2 separate regions of the Homo sapiens genome follow, and region 2 is linked to region 1. Evidence: read pairs that join two places in POLR2A ChIA-PET (ENCODE). Cell type or tissue: Panc1. All regions are shown on one strand. Links, peaks and the distances in the headings refer to the core of each region. The heading gives the core; the rest is flanking DNA.

Region 1 (5,938 bases), core at 448-5,447:
TCAAAATGCTAAATTCAGGCAAGGAGTTTATAGCATTTCAGGACCTGGGCTAAGTGATTTTAAGGCAGGTTCTGCAAGGAGGGTAGTAGAGATGAGTGAGGACAGTGAAGCAAAAGTCTTGAAGCAAGTCTGGATGAGAAATTATTTAGTCTTCATAAATAAGCTGTCTGGCTCACAGCCTTAAATTTCAGGAAAGGGTATTTCCTGGATGAAGCAGATAAATTATTTTGCTTGGCCCAGTATTATTTAATATATACACGCAAAGAGTATATGCAGCCCCATGACCCCCTGTAGTTTAATGCAGGGACTAAGGAATTATCAAGATGTGAATGGAACATTCAGGCAGATGAGTTCACCAGGCTATCTAGAAACTAGGCGTGGAAATGGAAATAATGATTTCAAGTCGCCTGAACAGAACATACTTTCTGACTCAAGCAGGAACTCAATAAAATACCTTGCAAATCTCCTCTGAGGGGGTATTCTATCAAGGATCATTCAGGAGACTAAAACTTGGGAATGCTCCCAGAATGTTAGTCACTTGCATCCAAACCCAAGAGGGAAGGATCAAGTCAACATGATCTTCTTCCTCTTCTCGTTTTATTCTCTTTGGGATCTCTCAAGCTAAGAAATTACACTGCACATTTCTTGTGACCTCCAGCAGAGCTTGAGGAAGAGAAGAATATCTAAATAACTGTTAGATTTATTCATATTTTGAAAGTTTTATCAAGCTTCCTGAACTTGACCAGTTAAGCTAGACTGACAAAACCAAGGTTGGAATTTTTTATAAAGGAGGGATGGAGAGATGCAGGTCATTATATATATCAGCTACCTCCTCATCGAGCCTCTATCCCTAAACTTTAGCCACTGCTTCACTATCAGAACAATTAAAGATTTAAAACACACCTTATAAATGTTCCTTCTAGGAAAATTACAGGTTTATAGTCATCTCCAGAAAATAAGGAACAAATATGCTTTTACATTGTCCATGATCTGTAATTGTTTTTTGAGATGAAGCCATTTTCAAGCCTTTGGAAGGGATAGCAGAGGAAAAACCAGGTGGCAGAAATGACCTTGACTATTTTTCCACCTGCCCAGTGTTTTAGCTTGTTTTAAAGGATGATCAAATGTATTGGATGTATTTAATTAATGCATTCAACAAATTAGACAGGTGTGTGTTTTTTAGACACCTACTATATGCCAGCAGTATTATAGGATCTGGGATACAACAATGGACAAATAAATGTCTCTGCTCTTCTAGAGCTTGCATTCTAGTCACAGACACAAGCAAAAAATAAAAACAAATGAATATATTTGGATAAGTATATATGTTGGGAGTTACCAGGGCTGTGAAAAAAATATAGCTGAGGAAGAAATACACATTCATAGGAGAATGCTTATCTTAAAAGGAGGGAGGTAGGCCTCTCATTCAATATTTGAGCTCAGACTTGAAGGAAGTGAGAGAGAGAGCATGCATATATATATCTGGGTGAAAAACATTCCAAGCAAAGGGAACAGCAAATGTGCAAATGCTCTGCAGCGACTCTCTGTGTATTAATGGCATGTTAATAGAAGGAAATGGGCTCTCATTTCCACTTAAGTAGTAATATCTGGTGGCAGTGCTGTGGGACTAGCCAGGGTTGGTATAGAATACACCAAAGAGGGTATTGGTAGAAACCTAGGTGGAAACTAAGTGTCCATCAATGGATGAATGAATACAGAAAATGTGGTATATATACACAACGGAATACTATTCAGCCATAAAGAAGAATGAAATCCAGCCTTGGTGACTACATGGATGAACTGTTAAGTGAAATAAGCCAGGCACGGAAAGACAAATACTGCATCATCTCACTTATATGTGGAATCTTGAAAATTTGATCACATAGATGCAGAGTGGAGTGGTGGTTACCAGAGCCTGGGGGTGGTGGGGGTAGGGGGAGATGTTGGCCAAAGGATACATACTTACAGCAGGATAGAAAAAATAAATTTCAAGGGATCTACTATAAAGCAAGGTGACTATGGTCAATGATTATATATTATGTTCTTGAAAAATCTAGAGTATATGTTATATGCCCTTACCACAAAAATAACTACGTGAAGTAATGCACATGTTAATTAGCTAGATTTGACAATTCCACAACGTATATGAACTACAAAACATCATGTTGTGCACTATAAATGCATACAGTATTATCTGTCAATTAAAAAATAAAAGAAAAAAAGGGTTTTGAATTTACGTAAGTATGCAAATCCAAGCATACTCATTTGAGACCATGATGTACACTGCAAAAGTCTTTTTTCTTCCACTGACCTACTTACCAAAAGATCTCTGTGCTGTCCCAGATTTCAGACTTTCAGGCTTAAACATGTTGTCTGGGTTCTGACCATTTCAAAACCGCTTTATCACTGGCTTCAGTCTCCTTATAGACACATATTCTCTACATGTTTTTTCTTTCAGTTAATCTAACCTTGGTGCAAAGATTTTCTCTCTGTATATGAACTAACTCTGCTGCCCCAAGGTTTCCTCCATATATAAGAATATAAAGTGCATTTGATGAAAGTAAAGGTTTTGAATCAAAGGGTATAATTTAGAAAATTTAGGGCATTCAAAACTGTCCCCCTCTCCTGCCTTCTGAAAGAGCTCAATGTGTGTTACTAAAGAATGAGGGAAACTGTTTCTAACTGTAGAAATAAATCCACTATGTATAATAAATCCACAATATTGAGAAACAACTCTGCATGCTGTTGTCTAAGGTCAAGCTAAAGCTTCCCAGGAATTGGAATCTCAATAAATATTGGTTACATTGAACAGAACTTTGGCAGATTTTCTACTCTTTGTGTTGCATTTTTGGCAAATAATATTTTTTAATAAGTACCTCCAGTAAATAACAGCAACATTTGGGACAATTTTGTAAATGAGATACTTATTAAAAATATATAATGTCTTTGTTATTCTCTTAGTAACTCAGTGTAGATATAATCTTAATTTACCACCTAGGAAAGCTCTACTGCAATGACTCATTCCTTTTTAGAGCTTAATGGAACCCAAAAGATTCCTATGCTTATTTTGCATCCAGAGATATGAGCTCCAGAGAAGTTATATAGGGTTAGAAAACAAGTTCCTGATTCTCAGGCTGGGTTTTTTTTTCATTACAACATTCTGCCCTTCATGGATTCCCGTGATTGCTTCATAGTCCAGAAGCATCTTACCTTTTCTTGAGCAGAAAATAGAGAGAGAAAACATACAGCAGTAAATCTGAAATTCTGGAGAGAACAAATTTCTTTTTACTAAACCTTTGGATCATAATTTGGCCCAAGGCTGAGGCTAGATATAAGATGATATCCTGGTGTTACAAACAAATAGTTATTTCAGACAAACAAAAGATGCCTGCTTTTCTTTCTTACTATATTGACTACCTGGGTTGTTCTTTGACCGAACTTGTTTTGTCATCAGATAGAACTTGACGAGCTTTTCTAACTTATGATCAATCTGAGTGGAGCTCTTCAACAACTGGCTCAGAGTTCTGTGGAATGACAGAATAATAGCTCAGTTCATATTTTAAGCATAGTAAATAATTTCTTTCTTACTAGTCACATAAAATGACTGTTCATTATTCTTTTATTTGCATTGGGTAATAAGGTAACAAAGCTGCTATTCATGTCGGCAATCGTTTTTCTACAGACAAAAGAACACATCTTAGGTAAATAGAAACCTCTCTGCTCCAAAAACAAATGCAAAGATTTTGATTCATAGCTTTGACTGAAGTCTTATAAAGGGTAACTTTTAATATATATGACTCATAAATAACAAATATACATTAAAAAATGAGACAGAGAAATTCCCCAATCCTAAGGTGGGCCTTGGTAATGTATAGTACTATTTTATATGCAAAGTTCAATGAATGATTACTTAAATCTCCCCCTCTCCTTCTCCACTGGTCTCTTTTTCAAAAAAAGAAGTTTTGATTCCTCAGATGGAAATAGACTCACAGCAATCAGGGGAAGTTGGGCAGTGTGGCAGTAGTTACAGAGTAAGCAATATTTTGATTTCATTTTTTTCTTGCTCAAGTATAAAATGTTAATACTCCTTGCAAAAAACCCCACAGTTATTACTTAACCCAAATCTACTATGGAAAATAATACTCATAATAAAAAGAAAACAAAAGCGTTTGCATAATAGTCATGATAAGAAAAATTAATAGGTGTCTCCATTGAACTCTGCCTGCACATGACTTGCATAGATCTCATTCAAGAATAACACTCAACTCTTTACTTTTTATTTCATATTAAACATTTGAATCTAGAACTGTTCTATTTGTCTTGAGATTATTATTTCTTGATTTCTTTTATTTTCTTCTCATTTTCTCCAAGCTTAGTCATCTTGATGAAAGTCAAGAGAGGAAAAAATTGACAAAATGAATTGTCACCACATTCTTTTAAAGAGTCTGCTACATGCCAGACTATTCTAGGGACCAGGAAAACCAGTGATCCTCACTCACTTTGAGTTTACATGGCATGGGCAGGCAACAGACAATAAATAAATGGACACAGTAATTATTTCATATAATAGGGGTTCATTTGGTTTGGGAATTCTGAAAACACCTCAGCTGGTGATGGTAGTTAACTGTAACTTGAAACCATGCGTAACTCTGGGGCCAGAGCATTCCAGGCAGAGCACAAGACTCTCCATCAGAAGGGAGATTAGCATGCTTGAGGATGAGAAAGAAGGCCTGAGCAGCTGGAGCAGAGTCAGTGCCACATGATAGGCAGGGATAGGCCAGAGTTTGAGAACCCTGAGGGGCCATGGCAAAGGGTCTGTACTTTATTCTAGCTACAGTAAGAAGTTGTTGGAGAATTGAAGCAGGACAACAAAGTGATTTTATTTATTTATTTATTTATTATTTTTTAATTTAAAGATCACCCTTGCTGTTGTGTAGAATAGAAGCAAGGAAACTGTTGTAATAATCCAAGTAAGAAAGGATGATGTTTAGAATAAGGTAGTTGCAGTGAAGACAGAGAAAAGCAGACAGGTTTTAGATGCATTTTGAATATAAATATACGAGGACTTGATCTATTAAGTGGCATTGTGGCAAGGATAGGGAGAAACTGAGGATAAGTTATTGGTGTTTGACTTGAGCAACTAGGTGAATAATGGTCTCATGTACCCAACTGAGGAAGCCTTGGGTGTGAGCTGGTTTGCAGAGGGAAAGAGCTCTGTGTTGGCCATAAGATCCTGGGGAGACCCCAAGACTTCTAAGTGGAGCATTATTGCTAATGATACCTTCCATTTATAGATTATATCATACACTGTTACAATTTCTATTTGTGTGACTGATGGATTGATTGCATGGGCAGATGAGGCGAGCTGGACATGAAGGAGACGTAAGTGAAGAGAGGAGAGGACACAGAAGCAGGAAGGAGAATGTGCTCAAAGATGAGATGATTGTTGGTGACTGCCATGCAGAATCTAGCCTTGGCTCTGCCATGTACCCCTGAGAGGAATATCAGTTCTCTTTCCTCTCCCATGTCCTCCTCTGACTATCTTTATGGGGACTGAAATGAGGCACTTTTCAAAAAAGGTAAGCAATAATTGGCCCATATCTCCTTTCTTATGCAATCCTCATTTATCTTTGAGATGTTATCACACTTGATATATTCCCATTCCAGTTGTCATATTAAAGCTTCTTAGTCGATGAACTTCTAGATTCACTTAGATTTAGGAGCCAGGAAAAGAAAATATTTATTCTAATATGTTGACATTTACCACTCTGATATTTATATTTCAGTAAGTATAACTTGAATGATTTATTTAAAGTATTTTCTAAAACCATAAAGTAACACTGAAGACAGATCATGAATGATGTATTTTCTATTATGTACTCAGTTGCCAACTGAATTTTAATTTTCAGAGGAATGCTATCTTAAATTACTAGATAAT
Region 2 (5,469 bases), core at 1-5,000, 190 kb after region 1:
TGTGCACATCTGTTTTGTAACTGTTTAGATGAATGTCAGTTGTTATTTATTGAAATGATTTCACAGTGTGTGGTCAACATTTCTCATGTTGAAACTTTAAGAACTAAAATGTTCTAAATATCCCTTGGACATTTTATGTCTTTCTTGTAAGGCATACTGCCTTGTTTAATGGTAGTTTTACAGTGTTTCTGGCTTAGAACAAAGGGGCTTAATTATTGATGTTTTCATAGAGAATATAAAAATAAAGCACTTATAGAAAAAACTCGTTTGATTTTTGGGGGGAAACAAGGGCTACCTTTACTGGAAAATCTGGTGATTTATATCAATATTTCTCAATTTTTTAATTGTGTTTATTTTTCTGGGTGTTCAATTTGCTATACAGATAAATCAAACTATGAGTTATGCTTCATTTCATGCGGTGATTGCTGCCAATACCCTTGGCTCTCACCTAGTGAAGAATGCGCTTTACTAAACTATGGGCTGGCCCCTAATGGGAGAGTCACTGATATAAATTGCCCTTTTTATAAGAAGTTTCTTTCTGTCTTGCTACTCAAATTTACCTCCTTAAAAATATTTATATTATCTTAACAAGGGCTCTCATTTCATTGCTTTTGTTGAACAATATTTCTCATAATTGTTGACAATTTAATGAAGCTGGCAGTGAAATGGTGGCTAAAATATTTCGTTTTTCAAAACTCAAATCATTTGTGTCGTCAATAGAAGCAAAAGTGAGTGGCTGAATGCTTCACCTGTGAAAAGATCTGATTGAAATTTGGGCTCAGCTTTCTAGCCTTCACATATAAGTAATTAGCACTAAGATTTGCGGTGTTTCAATCCTTTATAGCAATATACCAACTATAATGGTTTTAAGATTGGACTGCATTCATTTGCATCGTTCCTAGTGGAATTTTGATGGGACCTCATAGAGCGGTTGCCTTCTGGGGAACTCTGTATTCAATGCTGTCCCAGAACAGCAGCAGCACTACAGGTTTTTAGGACAGAAGCAAAATTGGCATGTCTAAGGAAGAAATACCCCAATAATATAAAAGAAACCACACTCCAAACCTGAAAAGGAAGGATGTTCGTGCATGCATGAGGTGTGTGCTTGTTTCTGATTCAGAACTCATTCAGAAATCCTGAGCCCTGGGTAACTGCCTCTAACAGAGGCAAGAAGGTGAGACTGGCAGCCTCAATACTTCAAATCAAATTCTGGATCATCCCAAGAAGCTGGGCAAATAGAGGTCATAAGCAACAAGAAACAAACTCTGTGAGCTTTTCTCACAACTAAAAAAGTTAAAAACAAGAATCTCTTCATAATTCCAACATTATTAGTTAATTATGAATGAGATGAGGAAGAAGAATATTTGTAAACTATACATAAGCAAATAAATGCAAACCATTTGAGAAACTCCATAAATGGTAGCATTCACTCCCTAACCCCAAGTTAGAGGACACTGGAAAATGTTTACAAGTAGCATCCAAGGGTTCAATAAAACCACTCCTTACACCTAAGACAAGTCCTTACCCTCAAACATTGGAGCTTGCTGTACTGGCTACCTAGCTCTGGCTAATATGGAACAGGGAACATAAAAAGGACAAAAGAGATGCTTTTATTCACATGGTGGTTAAAGACAGATTTCAAAGGATCAGATTGACTTTGGTGTAAATTCCAGCTCTGTCACTGTGATCTTGGGCAAGTTTCTTTACTTCACTCAACCTCATTTTCCTTTCTATAGGATGAGGATAATAAAATTAGCCTTCTGAAGTGTTGTAAGAATTAAATGTTATGGAGGCTCTGGAAACCTGGTTCTTGCCATTGGTCCTCAGGCCAACTCCATGGACATGGTCTCAGTCTCAGTCTTAGATCAAGCAGATATGTAAATTGTGTTTTCACACCAAATTGCTCTGAAAACTTGCAAGTACAAGGCAGTCTCCTGTTGGGAGTGTTATAGCAGGAAGTAGGATACAGCGTTTTTGGCGTGGTAGTCACAGGGTGAAGGAAGTAGGAAAAGGATATTACATAACACATCACAGTTTTGAGAAGCCATCAGCAGGAAACAGCAATGATCACAGTGACTGAGGTTTCTTGAGCAATGTTACCATGGGGTCTAGAGAAGGAAAGAAGGAGACGTGGCTAACGCTATTCTATCATTGTGAGTCCTCCTGAGACACCCTCTCAGGTGTTCCAGAAGTAACTGGAGAGACGTTAAGGGATGGTGGAGGTGGCAGACCCACAATAGCACAGTGAGGGAAATCCAGAAAAACAGATCACACAGTTTGTCTTTTCTGGCTACCCAATCACATAATTTAAAAAAGGACCTGCCTGTCTTCACCAATGATGTCCCACTCCCCTCACAATGAGTACAACAGCTGCAATGTATAACAGCTTCCCAACTTAAGGCACTTGTTCTTCTGCATCTCTTCCTGGGGGCTTCCTCCATTGAGGTGTGGGAAAGGGGGCTTGGCAGAGAGAGATTTCTCAGCCCACAGCTAGGATGGCCTGTGATTTGATGCCCTGAGAGGAGAGATAGGAGTTAAAGGATGAATATTCAATTTTCCCAGTCTCTTGTTAGATAATTCTAGAATTTCCTATCTCTCTCTCCATATATATGTGTGTGTTTAAATTTTATAGATAGTGTATTAAAATAAATAAATATTAAAAAGACATATGAATAGATGAAATGTTCCACTTCCCTCTTCATTATGTTTACACCTTCTTTACACACCTGAGCATAATTAAGATAGTTATTTTAAAATCTTGGTATGCTAAGTCTATCATTCTGTCACTTCTGAATCTATATTTACTTGATTTTTTTTCTCTTATATAACTCATGCTGTTCTACTTCTTAGCATGTATAATCATTTTCATTTGACTGCAGGAAATTTTGAATCTTATGTTGCTGAGTGTCAAGATTTGTTCTCTTTCTTTAGAGTCTTGGGCTCCATTTTGACAAGCAGGTAAGTTCTAGGGCATCAGCTTTGTCTCTTTGGGGCTTGTTGTTGAGCTTTGTTAGGGTGGTCTAGGAATGTTCTTCACTCTAGGGTTTGTTTAGCTGTACTACTAAGTCATGTCCTTCTTGTGCCGTTAGTGAATGCCCTGAGTGCTCACAGGTTCTCTCTACTACGACAGGGTAGACCTTAACTATCTCCTCATTCCATGCTAGGTCTGAGGTTTTCTCAGCTTACAAATCTCTAGTTACTCTTTGCTTGACTTATGGAGTTTCCCCCACCGTGCGTGTGTGACTTAGTACTGATCAAAGAGACCCAGTGGGACCTCAGTGCAGATTTATGGAGTTCTGGTTTCTTGCATAGATCTCCCCTTTCTACAACTCTTTTTTCCTAAACTTCTAGCCACCCCAGCTCCCTTGAATTCAAACCTGTGCCCCCTCAACTCAGTAAGACTACCATGGTCTACTTTGGATCTCTCCCCTTGCACGGTGGTCCAGAGTTGCTCCAGAAAAAAACCAAGATCACCATACACCTCACCTTGTTTATTTCCTTTTCTGAGGAATTCTAGCCTTTTGCTGCTTGTTGTCCAATGTCTGATAACAATTGCTTCATATATTGTGTTGCATTTTCTAGTTGCTTAAGACAGGAAGTTATGACTTCTGTTTTACTTCAACGTGACTGGAAATTGAAGTCTTATTGGGACAATTCTGAGGAACATTTTACAAGGTTTCCTTGAGACTCCATGGCAAGATGAAGCCCTGGTTGCACAAATGATAGCTCATTCATTACATACACTTTATTAGATTTTCTCTCTTCCCTATCCCACATTCCCCCACTCCTTCACTTGTTCTTTCCATGATCACCTGTAAGATAAACTACTGCGCATAAGTCTTTTATCAGACTCTGTTTTGGGGGAGCCCAAACTTAGACAGTTGGGCCCCCCAGAAATTAGACCTCATAGCAGAGGCTTATGACTACTATTTTATTGAGGAGTATAATGCCAGAAAACCAAGAGGAAGAAAAATGGGAAGTGAGGCAGAAACAAGTGAAAGCTCATGATAGAAGAGAGCAGAACCACACTGGCCATTGCTGCACACAACTGAGTTCTTGACCTCACAAAGGGGCTGTTGTGAGTGTTTGCTTTCCTCATCTGCAGAAACTATGAAACCTGCTCAAACCAAGAAATTGTAGTTGTTGTGTTTATAGCAGAGTCATAAATCTTCCTAACAGCAGGGCATCAGCCTCTGATTTCTATTCCTTGGCTATGCTTAAAATAAAAATGTGGAATCTGGATCCACAAGGTACTAAAGCAGGGAGAAAGAGTCTACTAAACCATAGTCAGGACCTCATTTTCACCTTTGAAAAGGTGAGGACTCCAACTGACATTTTTGTTCTCCACATTAAAAGTAATAAATCTTTCTTTTTTTAAGTGAAAAGTAGTTAGAAATGCTACTGTTGCTTTCAAGAATCTCCTAAAAAAGAAGCCAGATCATATGGTGAGAAATAAATAAATAAAATGTTGAGACTAGGGACTGATCCCTTGACAGCCAGACAGGAGTTTGGTTCAAAACTTGAGAGATCACAAGAAAAAGAAAATCAGCCTTCTCATTTTATAGATGGAACTACAAAGGCTCAGAAACCACCAAGGAGTTACCAAATGCCATGGAATTATTTTATTACAAAAGTGGGTCAGAGTTTGGTTTTCTGATGACTAATACACAGTGATTTTTATTAAACTAGATTATTTTCATGACTGCTCAAGAAGACAGTTATCCTAAATTTTGGCTACAGGATTGGCTTTCTAAAATTTGTAGAACCATTCTCAGAGTACTAATTAATAGCTAATAGCCATTCACGCCATGTGCCACTTTAAGAAAGTTTAAAGAAAACATTGTGCATATTGTAGCCAAATAATTCAAAGTATAAAATGAGTTCAGCCAATTTACTGGCTAAATTACTCTATTAATCATCTATTGTCTCCCGAAAATGCAGTGGGTTTAAACAGTCACCATTTTATTTTGACACATGACCATCAATTTGGGCTAGGCAATACAACAACCTGGGCTTGGCTCAGGTAGTTCTTCTGATGGTGTCTCCTGGAGTCACCAGGTGACACTTGGTGACCGAGTGCAGCTGCCTCACTCACATGTCTGGTTTTTTGCACTAGTCATTGCCTGGGCCTCATGAGCTTGGCTATCCTCATATGGTGGCAGCTGCATTTTAACAGAGCAGGGGTAGAAACTCCTAGGCTTCTTACCTTGTTGGCCTGGAACATCTACATCATCACTTTTAACACTTCCTATTGGCCAAAGCAAGTCATGAGGTGAGCATAGAGTCAAGGGGGTTGGGATACAGATTCTGTCTCTTAAAGTGAGGAGCTGCTAAGAATGTAAGGCTATTTTTAATCTTTCACTGCTGTATTACTTCCTAATATTTGATTTTCTTGTTTATGACATAGAAATACCCCTTGTAAAGTTTCCAGAAAACTTACAAAAATTCATAGAGGAATGTTAGCACAAA

The links. Peaks named below come from ENCODE experiments on the same cell type or tissue, not always from the same donor. Only the 100,000 strongest peaks of a DNase experiment are listed, where the experiment ranks them.
Region 2: POLR2A ChIA-PET joins it to region 1 with 8 read pairs; 2 of 35 experiments call an interaction of 5 or more read pairs at or near these places.

The regions. Positions count from the first base shown.
Region 1 is chr4:73,679,618-73,685,555 of GRCh38, forward strand. No RefSeq gene overlaps it. Among named protein-coding and RNA genes, the nearest start is that of UMLILO, 28 kb to the right of the region's middle. In Panc1, for the core only: no CTCF peak of the experiment used is centred there; no DNase peak of the experiment used is centred there; H3K27ac peaks cover 3,531 bases.
Region 2 is chr4:73,870,981-73,876,449 of GRCh38, forward strand. It overlaps CXCL1 (C-X-C motif chemokine ligand 1), which reads left to right. Exons shown (of 4, transcript NM_001511.4): 4 at 1-328. Among named protein-coding and RNA genes, the nearest start is that of CXCL1, 4.3 kb to the left of the region's middle. In Panc1, for the core only: no CTCF peak of the experiment used is centred there; no DNase peak of the experiment used is centred there; H3K4me3 peaks cover 1,165 bases; H3K27ac peaks cover 241 bases.